Linked DNA regions of Homo sapiens: regions 1 and 2 are each linked to region 3. A link is an interaction called in ENCODE POLR2A ChIA-PET data of the cell type or tissue named here. Cell type or tissue: GM12878. All regions are shown on one strand.

Region 1 (5,000 bases), 84 kb after region 3:
TAGCAGTGGAGGCCAAAATGCTCTCAATGGCTTTCCCTAATGATTTTTTTTTTTCATCAGAATTAAAGAAATGTATGCCCTTTTGAAACTATGAATGTGTATCTTGTGAAGTTATAAATACATTTAGATCCATTTCTCTTCCCTTCTTATAAAGACATTGATGTGTTTTTTCTGACATGCCTCATGAACTCAGTCAATCACAAGTCTTTCTTAATGGAAACCACATGTCTGCCCAGAACTGTGTAATTATAATGCTAGGATTCTTGGCACTGCCAGGAAAAGGGGCATTGTCAAACCAATTAAAGTTTATTTACTTACATACCATTTCTGGATCAGAATGTTCTTTCTTTTATGCTGATGCTGAGAAAATATATATCTCATCAAGTTGTTGCAATTGTTTTTTTTGGACAGATTTACGTTTCTTACCAATTATATTCCTGGTTTTCAGTTCCTTTGCATGTAACTAAAAATTTCTTTAAAAAGACATCTGGGAACAGCATCATGAGATGTTCTGTAAATAAGACTTTGCACATTTCACACCAAAATTACTGTGCTTGTCTATTTTGCTGCTGAAGTGTAATTTTATAGGATTTATCTCCACTAAGGGGTATATTAAGAGCCCTGCTGTTTCTTTCTTTTTTTTTTTTTTTTTTTTTTTTTTTTTGAGACGGAGTCTTGCTCTGTTGCCCAGGCTAGAGTGCAATGGAGCAATCTCGGCTCACTGCAACCTCCGCCTCCTGGGCTCAAGCGATTCTCCTGCCTTAGCCTTCCAAGTAGCCGGGATTACAGGTGCACGCTGCTACACCCAGCTAATTTTTTTGTATTTTAGTAGAGATGGGGTTTCACCTCCGCCTCCTGGGCTCAAGCGATTCTCCTGCCTTAGCCTTCCAAGTAGCCGGGATTACAGGTGCACGCTGCTACACCCAGCTAATTTTTTTGTATTTTAGTAGAGATGGGGTTTCACTGTGTTGCCCAGGCTGGTCTCAAATTCCTGAGCTCAGGCAATCCACCCACCTCAGCCTCCCAAAGTGCTAGGATTACAGGCATGAGCCACCATGCCTGGCCCTGTTTCTTTTAGACTTGTTAGGGATTGAGTGTGACCTACAAAGAGGTCTCTGGTTGGTATCTGGCACAACTACTGAATCGATGGATTATCAAGGGGGAAAAGTTTCTTAAAATCCTAGTGTTTTCCCTCTGAAAACAGGGATAAAAATTCTACTCACAGGCATAGCAATGGTGATGAGAAATACCATGATTAGTAGAGAAAATAGTGGAATAAATATTTGGAGTTAGACATCAACTACTCAAAGGGCAAGTCATTTCACTACTCTGAGCCTTCTTTTCTTGTCTGTAAAATGGAACTAACAATACTCATCCTATGAGTTCAAGGGATTGCTCCAAATGTAAAATGACATAAGGAGAAAGCACGTGTAAAGATTATCACTGCCAATCTCTCTGACTCTGTCCAGCCTTCCAAGTCTAAGTCGAGAACCAAGATCACAAACCAGCAAAAGCAAAACCAAGGAACAAACTTCATCTCAGATCATGGTCAGACCTAAAGGATTAAACAGACTGATGGAACATCTCAAATTCCAGTCCAACTGGGGAGGAAAGGGCAAGTCAAAATGTAAGTCTGTCCTAGGTAAATAGGCAGGCAGACAAGGAATTTGCAAATGCCTATGGTTGTCTCCGTCACTTTAAGCATTGTGGATAAATGACCCCAGTTATCATCACAGCAGGTGGGAAGATGGGTGAGTTACTTGGGTTCTCCTATCTCATTCTATGCTGGTTCCTGCACCTCAGCCAAACCCCCTCATGTGGTGGGTTAATCATTCCCCTTCCTGCAGGTGGGTGCGTCTCAGAAGGAGAACAACATGAGCTACATCTCTATCCCACCAACTTAAATAACTGTGAGATTCCTCTTTAACTTCCCCACCCAGGAAAGACAAAGGGGAAACTCCAACAATATGAATAGACCAAAGAACACTCTAATTTTCTATAAGTACAATGAGCGATCTGATTCCAGATATTATTTGGGTACTGTGTACAGTGGCTTTGCCCAAACCCAGCAAGCAAGCCAACCTCAGCCTCTTTTAACTCTTGATCTTAGAGTCAAGGGGCCTTTCAACTTACAAAATCCACTAAGTCTAAATGTGTCTTGTTAAAGGGAGCTGTGAAAACACAACATAAGCAAGAGTGACACAACCTGCGGAGCTGTCACCTGACATCATAATCTACTAATGACAACTCTGGAACATCCCTTGCACGCCTTTTGAGTAAAGTATAATATTTCTTGGAACTCTACGCCTAAGATTTTGCCTGGCTTTAACACTTATAATCATATGAGCCAGAAGTCTCATAACGAGAGTGACTGATCTTGCATTACCATTTTACATTTTATCATTGGAATGGTTATTTTATCAGAAATTCATTTCAACCTCAAAATCCCAAACATGTCATTACATTAAGAGATCCAGTAGGGCAAAAAACACAGTTTTGCTCAAACTAATATGGCAGAAAATTCATGGATGACTTTTTGCATTAGGCAAGAATTCTTCACTCTTGACAATGCCAAACAACAAAGTTCTCTAAGTTCATTTTGATTATCAAAAATTTATTCTGAATTTAACACTTCAGAAATGAATCAGTGACATGAGAGTCACACTTTCAGACTCCAGCAATACACAGAGAAAGCACTGATCCCTCTGACGAGTTCTCAGCTATCAATCAAGAGAAGCCAGGGCCTTCTAATTGGTTACCCTCTGCTTTGCCCAATAAGGCATCCACTTATATCCTGGTCAAGCTTTGAGGAAAACTCATCTTCTGTCTCAGAGTTCATTTCCTCCTTGATGGGAGAATTTGGGGAATAGGAGTAAGTAGTAGAAAATTGGAGAAAGAGCATGCCAGGTGCTACCCCAGATTTTCCTTTTTCTACTTCTCCCCAATAACACATTGTCCTTGGATTCTTACTAGTGGCATAAAATCACCTGAACCTAAGTATTGGTGGTGTCTTCATGATACAGTCATATTTTATTTAACAAGGCACAATGGTTTCATGTGGAATAGTCACTGCAGGGGAAACTTTTAGGCACAGTAGCAGATCAATGCTAGGGGGACGCTCATATGCTTGGCTTAGAACTGCTGTGAATTCAGCAGCAAATGCACAGGTGTCAGGATTCGGTGACTATATAATCTCCAAGGCTCTTCTGAGTCCTGAGTCTAAAAAGCTAAATAATCTTCCAGTGCAAGAGAGGCTCTTGACACCCCTCAGTGTGGTGTTGAGGAAAAAGCCCCGAACAGGGCATCCTGTGGAGAGCAGAATGACTCCAGGATCTGCCATTTGTTAAGCTCTGTGAGCTTGGATATATGCCTTACCCTCTCCGACCTTCTTACAGGGTCATTGTAAGGATTAACTGGATGATTTAAGAAAGAACCCAGCACCCTGCCTGGCACAGGATCACTGCATGATAAAAATCTCAGTTCCTTCTTTCTTCATATCACAGTGCACTCTGTGCTACTCCACCTATGGGGAGGGTGGCCCTTGCCTGAAACGATGAGCTAAGAAAGATGATCTCATCTTCGGTCACAGACTCGCAATGCAATTTTATCACATGACGTGCAGAGCCCCCCAAAACATATTAGTGAAACCTACTAGATTCCAGAGGTGCAATAACGGTGTCAAGTGCTGCATGAAGAGGACTTAGACTCCCTGAGGATCTCGGCCCTGTTTCTAGCTGTCTGGCCTCCAGCCTAGGAGAATACAAACAGCTATAACAGATTCTGGGCCCCAAATCCAACTTTAATTTACTGGTGACCTCATGGCTTTCAGGAGCATTACACAGGACTTATCTGGAATTCACTCTTTCCAACACCCTTTCTTTTATTAGAGAAATCTGATGATCATGCTGATTTATCAGATCTTTTTATCTAGAAAGGAATTTTTCTGGAAGTACTTAGTGTTGTTTTAACCAGATCAACAAACATGTCCGGGACTTTATAAATAACTTGTAAGCATGTAATGTCTTAATATACTTCCTGGGTAAATTAGTGATGGCTTTGCTACAATTTTCTCTAATTTTTATGAAATTTTTAACTAACTCTCACTTTATAAGTTAACCATAAAGATTGTTGTCTAGATTTGGACAGTTGTGATTTCTGTCTTTTACCCAGAAGTAAGGGGCAAAGGATATTGTTTCACTTTCTTCAAATTTGGTTTCTGAAAGTAACTTTAAAATGTGAGCTTATTCTAAATTACTTAATTCAGTTCTGGGTGTACATTTCTAAGGTTGTGGGGAGGCCAAAGACATGTAGTATTGGTGGAAAGTGAGGCGAATCTTAACACAATTTCTTGAAAACACTTAATATTTAGTAAAAATCCACTTAAGCAGCCTTACAGGAACTGGACACTTCTACCATTTATTACTGAGTTTCTAGTTTAAAGACAACAAATGCAAGGAATTATGATACTCAAGCCCATTCCTAATAAAAGAAGGCTCACATCTTACGTGTCTAAATATTTAAAAGCTATAAAACAAGCTAGCAAACTTTTAAATGAAATATGTTATACCTCCTGTCTTGACAAATACTTCTTTATAACAACCTGGAAAGCCAACTTCGATTGTAGAATTTTCAGTTCTTCAATGTTCCTCTCAAGTAGTCAGTGGCATAGGGAGGCCAGCCCCAACTACACCCCATCCTCTTCTCTTTCCACCTCTGGCTCTGATCCAAATCTCAAGGATCAGAACACAGCACACGTATGAACACAGCAGTGCTCACATCCAATCTCCCTCCTCATCCTCCACAAAAGCCCTTTGTCTACTCCTCAAGACTCAGGGTGCACACATGAGTACACCCTGCAGAACCAAGCCTTGAAAGTGAACTCAGGGCCTTTGGAGCAGTGAATTCCTGGGTCCCAAGAACGCTGAGCAACATCTTACAAGAGTGGGCAGTTTCCAGGTGGCCCCAGGGGTCTCTCACTCCCTGAGGAGAGCCAGACTGGG
Region 2 (5,000 bases), 150 kb after region 3:
ACTATGTGCAACTTAGTGTAGATTCTCTGTATATCAACATTAGGCTGCTTCATCTGGAAGACAAGTCTCAACCAGATTAAGAGACAACTTGAGGATGTTGCACAGGCAACCTCTGCCCACAACCTTTTGGGGTTACTATCTCACAGAGACAAATGTGTTGGTCCACGTGCCTCACATTTTACAAGCCTACAATTTTCTTTTTACTAGATCCCTTCCCCATCTTGCCCAAGTTATGCTACCAATAAATTTAAATATAACAACTCAATTAGCCTTGTAAGGTGCATCATCTAAAGATCTCACCCACTAGCTTCCTGCCTTAAGGTAGATTTTAGCAATAGACATGGGCTGTACCTGCTGCCTTATCTTCTTATTACCTGGCTGATCCCTTGGATGAGGTAAGGAAGAAGAACTGAAAGTTGATTGAGAATATTGTTGGTTATTCAGTTCTGACCTCTGTGAGGTTGCTATTTACCTTATAGTACATGCTACTTAAGCACATGTTTAATAATAGGTACTGTCCAATGTCAGATATGAGAGGTAACCAGATTTATAAGGGTAGAGAGGATTAAAGTCATTGAGAGAGGTAACCTTAAAGATCCTAAGTGTTTACTTCTCTCGTTCTATAAATAAGAAAGCTGAAATCCAGAGAAGTTAAGAGACACACAGACACAGAGGCTCACATATCTAAATAACAGCAGGGGCAGTACTCAAAACCAGGTCTCCTGTGTCCCAGTTCAGCATTCTACATGAGGTTCCTTCTCATTTCATAATGAATGAGAAGTCCCATATCAGAATGAGCAATTTAATGTGTCGAGCCTTTAACAGAACCAAAGCATGCTTTCTCCTTAACAGAAGAATATGCACAAATTTGGGTTCATATTAGAACTATTAGTACCTTGAAGATGAAAATTATTAGCATAGTAGGGAATTAACCTACACTAAATCTGATGAGTAGTGAATTACTTTAAATCTCTTTTTGGAGGTGGGACCTTACCCTGGGAATGGCCAGGTAATGGCAGGAGAAAGATGAATGGCAATGGATTTGGTGGTGATTTGGAAAAGAGAAAGAGATTCTACACCAAATCCAATTTCCTTAATAGGTGAGTGCCCTGGGAGGACCACAAAGTGCTTCTGGGGCAGTCCCCAATCTGGGATTGGGGGTACAACTTATTTTATATAGTAGATGCTTCACGAACATTTATTGAATAAATTAACATGCTGGGTCCTTTGTTTCTCCTGTCTGAGGTCAATGAACTCAACAGCTGCTTGTCCTCACCACCTCTGTGAATGTAAACAATGGTTTCTAAAGGAGAGACTAACCCTACATGAAACCATTTTTTAATAGGTTTAGCATGATTATCCTTTCTGGCTTCTGGTATCAAACTATTTGGGAGCAGAAAGGAATCCAGCCTGTTGAATGATTTATGACAATTTGGGAAGAGAAAAAGAGAAGAAAAGAGTATACATAAATTCAAAATTCCACCTTTTAAAATTAATTTTAGTGGATTGATACTGGGAAGAAAGATTTAGTTGGTTGACTACATTCAGTCATATATTTCTGTGGAGACGGAAAAAATTAAATTTTTCCAAATCAGCACAATCTTTTCAGCCAGACCAGATAGTCAAATAATTCAGAGGTGAAATAATTGTCACTTCCTCCTTTGCCCCATACTCTGAAACAGTACAGAAGCTGCCAACTCCCCACCTCTCCCTCTAGCTTACCAGGCGAATGAATGCCCCTTTGCCTTCTGGAATCATTCTCCTGCAGTTCAGCATGAGACTATGCCAGGGGCTAATAATTTCTCTCAGCACCATACCCATGACTTCTGCCCTTCCTTGGCAATTCCAAATGTGTGACAAACCTCTTCGGGCTTAGGCAAAACTGTACACAAAAGTGGTTTGAGTAGGAAGAAATACAGTGTACTTTTTTCCCCTTTCACTACAATTTTTTCAGAATTATATTCTGCAACAATGCCTCACTTCCTTTATTATTATTTTTGGAAAGGGTACTTTCAATTTGTTTAGGTTTAAATAAAAGAAAAATTTTATTAAGACTTACTTTGAAAATTGCCAACGTCAATATTTATGTATGTCAGTACCTTCCAGAGAAAGATAATAGTCAGAGACAACTGCTCATGGTAAGACATCTGGAATAGAAAGACCTTTTGTAAAATTCCTACTGAAAGATGACTATTGATGAAATACCTCTGGCAAACAAAAACAAAAATTGCAATTTGTCGCACGGTGTTATATGACATAGTATGAACAAGCACAGTTGCAAATAAATGAAATATGTGGGCTTTTAAAAATAAAGTAATATTTTATGATGGGATATTCTGTAGCTTCCTCCTCCCTGTGACTGTTATAATTTCTTTCTTTTCTTTTCTTTTCTTTTTTTTTTTTTTTTTTTTGAGATGGAGTCTCACTCTGTCACCCAGGCTGAAGTGCAATGGCACCATCTTGGCTCACTGCAACCTCCGCCTCCTGGGTTCAAGTGATTCTCCTGCCTCAGCCTCCTGAGTAGCTGAGATTACAGGCATGTGCCATCATACCAAGCTCATTTTTGTATTTTTAGTAGAGACGAGGTTTTGCCATTTTGGCCAGGCTGGTCTCGAACTCCTAATCTCAGGTGATCCACCTGCCTCAGCCTCCAAAAGTGCTGGGATTACTAAGCATGAGCCACCGCGCCTGACGGACTGTTATAATTTCTGAGAAACAATTTAACTTGTGCTCCGTGCACAATGCTAGGCCTTGTTAGAGATACAGGACTTAGGGGCTTCCTTGGACCCAAACCCAGAAAAGACACGTTGTACCCTTCCCTAAGGCTGATTGCACACAAGGTGAAATGGAGAGCAGAGCAGGACCCAGATGGCCCAGAGTAGTAGTAGAAAAGCCACTGGAACCAGAGCCAGGGACTTGGCTTATGGTCCTGGCTCTGAGACTAATTAGGTCTTTGGGCAACATTGCTGTGCTTCTCTTGGCCTCAGCTTTCTCATCTTTAAAATGAAGGGGCTGAACTGTAATCTCTGAGAGTCCACTCAGCTTAAATGGAATCGTGGTCTCTTCCTACAGGAATCTAGATTTTTTGGAAAACCTGCCTTTGGGATCTAGCTAGGCTATGTATTAGCGTTCTTAAGCTATTCATTCTCCATATTTGTGAAATGATACAAAAAAATCCTGCTTACCTCACTGTGTTGTCATGAAAACTAAAAAGAGCTGAACCCATGTGAGATCTTTATGTCATTCCCTCGAAGAGGTATGTGAATGATAGAATTAAAGTGCTAGCCTTCCCTAAGTTTTGTATGTCTTGGTATACATTGAAGGTTCTTAGCTAAAGGGATGAGATTCTGACAGTGGAATTCCAAGCATCAGCCAGAATTGGGTGGGAAAACCTTTCCTGCATTCTCATGAGCTCTGCAGATAGTCTTTATTGTTTTTAAACCCAGCCGTTTAATCAGACCTCAAGGAGGCTTTTCTATTGGAGCTTACAGACTTGTCCAAACTAAAAAGAATATCTAAACCTGGAGGAGGGGGATGTAGGAGGGAGAATGAGTAAGAAAATGTTTTGTTAATGAATAAAGATCCTGTATTTCATTCCTGAAAGCTCTCACTTTGCTTTAGGACCATCAGCAGAAGCACAGAGCTAGCTTAATAAGCTGTAGGACGTGAAAAAGTCACTGGTAGGTCCAGGGAAGTTCTCAGCTGAAGGGGACCCTGGGGAATTGTCCAGTCCACCCCCAGCCCTACCTTGCAACCAGACAAATGAAGCTGTCTGCTAGAAAATCTGGAGATACCCTTTCACATTTCCACAATGACAAAGTTGTGTGTGGGAGTCCCCAGGAATCATTTATAACTGAAAGAAAAGGAAAAGCCACCTTCAAACTCCAGTTCCAATAGACCTGAGATCTTTCCGGAAACCCAAAGGAACTGCCTCATTTGGTTTTCCCAGAGAATATGAACAACAGATCAAACTAATCCAACCTAGTGGAAGAAGGATCTGTAGAGTTTGGGCTAATTTCTTAGTAATATTCAGCTGCAGCCACTTCCCTTCTGTTTAATTTTCACGTATCTTAGTGCTTGAATTCGTAATTCATACCCTTGTTTTGAATTCCCACTACCAACAGATTCCATAAGGCCATTCATGTCAAACACCCTCCAAACAGTTCCAAGAAAAGGACTGAGCTAGAATTCTTTTCTGAACAGTCAGAGGGGCTATGGACCTGGTTTATATGAGTAGCATGTTCTCATAACCCCCAAATCCTTGACAGACATTCCAGGGACATGGCCACTTCTGCCATGTAGCCACCATTTCAATCAGGCCTCCTCAAACAACTTACTCCTAATTTCTACAATATGTAGGTGGCAACTGTAGCCCAACGGGTGTCCGTAGATACAAACCAAAGCTGGCTAAAACCATGTCTGGAAAGCTGACAAATTTCCAGGCAATCTACCCTGAGCAGCAGACAGAAATAAAAGAGCTGGTAAGAAGAGAAACAGACATATAATATAACAGAGTTTCCTGAAATTCATTATACCAAACTTCCAGGATAGATCAAGGAATTGGACCTAATTCTGCCCTGATTATTTTGGGTATGTCATTATCAATGTTGCAGAAACATTTTTAAGCCACTGTCTATCAACAATTTGATGAAAAAAAAAAAACTAACATTTCACGAGTAATGTTGAGTGCACAGTGATTTTGAAAGAATCACTATTAGTAAACTAAACAGCACTCTAAATAAAGAAAATGACTGCTGTTAAGACATACTGTCTGAGAATTCTCAGGAAGAACACCACAACGCTAACTCTGCTGTATATAAGAAATTATTCCAGTATGCATTTGAGTAATTCTGCATTTTAATTTAACCCTTTGAAACATTAATCAAACCATGGCTAATTATAGGAATTAAGGAATTAAACGATGGAATCTTCTAAAAGATATTATTTAAAAGGCAGTTTATACAATTACTTGTATAGATGTTTGCTTTAAAGAGGAAAAC
Region 3 (5,000 bases):
TTTTTTTCCAGGCCCCTTAAATTAACCACTCTAGGTTTTAGAATAAGGAAACAGCCTCGTCACAATGCATCATGTATTCTGATCAAGTGTGTATTGTTACTTCCACCCTGACAGTTCCCAACCTCATTTTAAATATGGCCAAGAGGCCTCAAGAAATGTAGATTTATAATGGAGGAGATGCGTTTGCACCTCCAAACACAAATTATGTTAATTGGGTGTTCCAACTGGAGCCAGGAAGAGGTGGCGTGATTATTCTCTGGAAACCTCGGTGATTGGCAGCCAACTCATACTGAGAACCAGGACGGGTTGGCTCTTTGGAGCCATGCAGAGCACATGCCTTCCTCCCCTTGAATAAAGGCTGCTCCACACTCTACCTGTCCAGCCGGGCTGTGGTCAAGCTGCTCCGCTTGCCATGCATCAATGCCACTTTGTTCAGACCGACTGGCTCTCAACAGTGCCCCTCCTGCCGTCTGTATTATTTAAAGGAGATTTATGGTTGGGTGTCTTGTGTTGTGAAACACAAGCTGTGACCCCCGGGCTGGGAAGCCAGCAGGGAAAAACATTAATATAACGGCACATGGGAAAATGAAACTCATGGGCAGCAGAAAAAAAAAAAAGAAAACAGAAAGAAAAAGAAAGAAAGAACAGAAATGTGAGATGTGAAATGCACGAAGGTGTTACAAACTGCACTGAGTGTTTGCATTCCTTCTCTGGTGGAACGGCAACATATACTCAGGTTAGGATGGTGGTGCTGGTGGTTTTTGTTGGTTTGTCTGTTTGGATTTTGGTGGGGGTTTTTTGGAGAGGGGTTCTGTTTGGCTGGTTTGGTTTGGTTTGGTTTAGAAGACACAGAAACAAATGCCAAACAATAAGGGCTTATGTTTAAAAATAACCCATGTTAACTAGAGGACCAAGAACCCTGGTCGCATATTAAAGAGGACCAGATAATTGTGTCACCATTAGGATCATTTGAAGTTATACATACTTAATTAAGGGGAATCAAAACTCATGCTGCCAGGCATGACTGATCATTGGTTGGCTCAGGAAGAATTTACCCCTCTTCTAACAGAACACTCTCCAAGACAGGGGCACTGGCCATTATGAGAGTTCTTACAGTTACAGATCAGGTCAAGAAGGAGGGGAGGCCGGGTGCGGTGGCTGACACCTGTAATCCCAGCACTTTGGGAGGCCGAGGCGGGAGGATCACAAGGTCAGGAGATCGAGACCATCCTGGCCAACATAGTAAAACCCTGTCTCTACTAAACATACAAAAATTAGCTGGACGTGGTGGCACAGGCCTTTAATCCCAGCTATTCAGGAGGCTGAGGCAGGAGAATCACTCGAACCAGGGAGGCAGAGGTTGAACCAGGGAAGCAGAGGTTGCAGTGAGCCGAGATTGCACCACTGCACTCCAGCCTGGTGACAGAACGAGACTCTGTCTATAAAAAAAAAAAAAAAAAAAAAAAAAAAAAATGCAGGGGAAAGAACAGAGCTGGAACTAGAAGAGCAGATTTTAGCATTTTTAATACAATCAGATGTATTATTTCCTAATTTCCCAACTGCATACATTTGAAATGAAGAGACATTGTCATCCTCATTGAGCTATGGAATTTGTCTGACATTTTTGTTACTGACTCCAATGCTAGCCAAAAATGATTTATTTGTCCTCTGGTCCTCAGTGTCCCAATCTGTAAAATGGAAACTCACTGTTCCTATCAGAAACAGGGTGGCCACCCACCAAGCTGTGGTTCTTCCAAGGATGAAAAAGATGGTACCAGAATCAAATTATTAAAATGCCCTTCTCACAAAAGCATAACTTTCTGTTAATATTTCCCTTAGAGAAAGGCACATTCAATTTCCATTAATGGTACTTAGAAATTCGTGGAAGTAAACCAGCATATGGATATGCTGAAGAAGGTGGGTCACCATTAAATCCTAAACACACCTCTATCTTTGAAAATGTTTCAGAGAACTGTGAGATTCAATTACTTTGGTGAAATTAGATCCTATACTAAAGAACCAGTATGTTGAATCTCTGTAGCAAAGATGATTTTTTTAAACTACATATTTTATGTAGATGTGATTTTCTTTGCTCAATAAAAAATTAATTGATGTATGCCCTCAGACTAATCTCAGAAATACCTAGTAATTTTTTCCCCAATCTTTAAGTATTTCTCAGAACAAATAGGTTTTATGGTTTATGGAAAAACCTGGAGATTGTGAGCCCTGTCTTCTCCAGATGTACACAATAATTGGTGCAGGATCTTGGAAAGTATTAGGACACCCCTTAAACAAAGGCTGGCTGAAGCCTGTTGCAGTGATTCAATAGGAAATTATAAAGTCCAGTTTGTGGCCCCAAAGGGAAACACTGCTGTCCTTGAGTAGTCCACAAAACTCTATTTCCAATTAGCACCTGCTGATTCAGTGTTTCACATTCACAAGAAAAATAAATCCCCTATATTTTAAAGCAGTGTGTGTATGCCTTGCAGGGGAGCAAGGCAGTCAGGGGAGAGTACCGAGAGCCCAGCAGAGAGAATTTCCTTCCCCATGTACCATAGTCTCCTTTCTATCTCTTCAGTCATGGAACACACTTCTGAAATTGCAGCAGCTACTAGAAAACTTCCCTCAACGAGTCGCCTATCTGAACAGGGAACCTCTGCAAATCTCCTTCCTTTCATGAAATCGCTGAATACTAAAACTAAATGTAACACCCATTTTGTACAAAATGCTTAGACCTTCTTCAGCGTACTCTTTCAACATTCAAGGCTTGCTCATTTACCTCTGTGAGCTTTATGACTAACTCAGTATCACTAACTACAGCTGTCAGCCCTCAGAGGTCAGAGACATGACTGTTTACTTCTATCACTAACCAGCCTGGCTGGTTACAGCTAGCTACACTAGCTACAAAGAGACAATTAACAAAAAATGTCTCATGAGGATAGAGGGGTTTTTTTTTAGTTTTGTTTTGTTTTTAATCATCTATCATCCTCAGGGTGGAGAGGGGAAGAAATGAAGACCCATTTTTCTTTTCCATCTCATCTAAAGCCAAGCTATAATCCATTACCACTGCAAACAGACAACAGGGCATTTTCTGCTACGACAGCATACAGTAGGAACAAATCATAACATAATAATCATCATCTCTTAAAAGCCTTACTCACCCCATTTCACCTTGCCCTGGAATGGGATTCCTTGAGTAGGAGAGTATACCCACCACTCCTGTTATGATCCTTGGCTAGAACCACTGTGAGCTGAGAATCTCAGCACCCACTCCACATGCCCTACTTGGCAGCTAAAATGTAACTATTAAGTCACACTAACATTAGATTAGATGATGCTGTCATCCCATTGTTATCCAATTTATTCTTCTCTGACATGGTATGAAGTGGTTCTGCATCAATAATGATTCATAAATACAGCCATACCTGATCTCTATCACCATTTCCATGTGCTTTCACAGACAAGAAACTGCTCTCTCTTCCATTTCTCCAAGTTCATTTCTTTAGTGGGTGAGTAATGACAGTTTCACCTCCAGAGTCTATTTAACTATAAAGAACATTCACAGAATGACCTAGATATTTGGTTGATAAGCACCTGCTATTGACTCAGGGCTCATCTAAGTAGTGTGGGCTGCACATGTCTTAGGAGAGTAAGGGCCCTTCCTCATGGATCCTCCTGGTGGACACAAAGATTCCCATTTCTGCACAAACATTGCAAATTTCACATAGCCATTAGTTTCACCTACGGATCCCAGGGACTTACCCACCAAAGTTCAAGTTCCAGAATGTAGTGGATGCTTAGAATTCCTATAATCCAGAGCTTTGCCCAATTTAAAATGGAGTGATATGCATAGGTGCAGTCTTGAACTACTTTCTAATTACTTCTTGTGCAAGCCTCTTAATTCCTAAGAGTACTGTATCTTGGAGAGCACTTAACATACGGTGTACCCGTCCCTTCTAAATTTGCTGGATCATAAAAATCACCTGAGAATATTTAAGAATACAGATTCTCAAGCCTCACCCCAGGCCTACTGAACTAGAATCCCTTGGTACAAGGGCCTGGAGATGTGTATTTTAACTACTCTCAGGCGATTCTGACGAACAGGAGAATTTGGAAAACAGATGGGTCTCAGAGGATCTTCACAACAACTCCATGAAGAAGATAGGGCAAATGTTAGCTCCACTTTGCAGATATAATAAATGGGGCTCAGAGAGGTTAGTTCCCTCCACTATGCCTAATTCCACCTCATTAGCTCTGTGCCATGTTTTATACATCACTTGTATTCCTGTCCTTCCTACTCTCTATCAGCCTCAAGAAAAAAAAAGATGTAGCACATGAAAAAGGTTCTAGTAGTTATTCTTGCAGGTAGTATAGATGCTGACCGCAAAGGCAATTCCTGAGATATTGTCCTCAACATTTCCAGAGGATGCCTGCCTATCCAGGACCACCTTCTATTCCTGGCATCACTTTTGGTGCACATTCTGATATAATCAACATCCATTCAAGAGGGCCTTTTTCTGCAGAGGAATTCATCACCAGAAATACTGCACATGAGGATATAATATACAAAATATCTGTACAATACAGCTTCTTAAGCAATTATCCTGTACCGCTGGGTCACATTATGCAACTTAATATTTCCCATAACAAAAATAGAGTTCTGGGATTTTTAAAATGCGTATGTTGTTAAGTTTTACTTTAATCATTTGTGGCATTCTTTTATATTACTTTACTATTGCATGTCAAAGTAATCAGTGAAATTAAATTTTTTAAAACTTGCATTGAAAATTAACTCACATCAGAAATAGGATTAAGACCAGGGCTTCATGGTTCTAAAGCTGAACTAAGTGGAGGAAAAGACGTTCCACAGGGGGACATTTCACTTGACTTAACACACGTCAGTGGGCTTGAATGATTTCTGAGAATTTTCCATCAGTGTTTTCAGAAATAGCCTTTGGTGGTCTGCTTTCTCGATCCTAGTGATTCCAGCAGAAATGGCT

The links. ChIA-PET counts read pairs that join two places held together with the same protein. Peaks named below come from ENCODE experiments on the same cell type or tissue, not always from the same donor. Only the 100,000 strongest peaks of a DNase experiment are listed, where the experiment ranks them.
Region 1: POLR2A ChIA-PET joins it to region 3 with 5 read pairs; 4 of 35 experiments call an interaction of 5 or more read pairs at or near these places.
Region 2: POLR2A ChIA-PET joins it to region 3 with 5 read pairs; 2 of 35 experiments call an interaction of 5 or more read pairs at or near these places.

The regions. Positions count from the first base shown.
Region 1 is chr5:158,992,283-158,997,282 of GRCh38, forward strand. All of the region lies in intron 6 of EBF1 (EBF transcription factor 1), which reads right to left. Among named protein-coding and RNA genes, the nearest start is that of EBF1, 110 kb to the right of the region's middle. In GM12878, no CTCF peak of the experiment used is centred here; no DNase peak of the experiment used is centred here.
Region 2 is chr5:159,054,714-159,059,713 of GRCh38, forward strand. The region is part of intron 6 of EBF1 (EBF transcription factor 1); the gene reads right to left. Among named protein-coding and RNA genes, the nearest start is that of EBF1, 43 kb to the right of the region's middle. RefSeq lists an enhancer at 4,399-5,000. In GM12878, no CTCF peak of the experiment used is centred here; no DNase peak of the experiment used is centred here.
Region 3 is chr5:158,908,514-158,913,513 of GRCh38, forward strand. All of the region lies in intron 6 of EBF1 (EBF transcription factor 1), which reads right to left. Among named protein-coding and RNA genes, the nearest start is that of EBF1, 190 kb to the right of the region's middle. In GM12878, no CTCF peak of the experiment used is centred here; a DNase peak (open chromatin) is centred at 2,822; H3K4me3 peaks cover 572 bases; H3K27ac peaks cover 2,351 bases.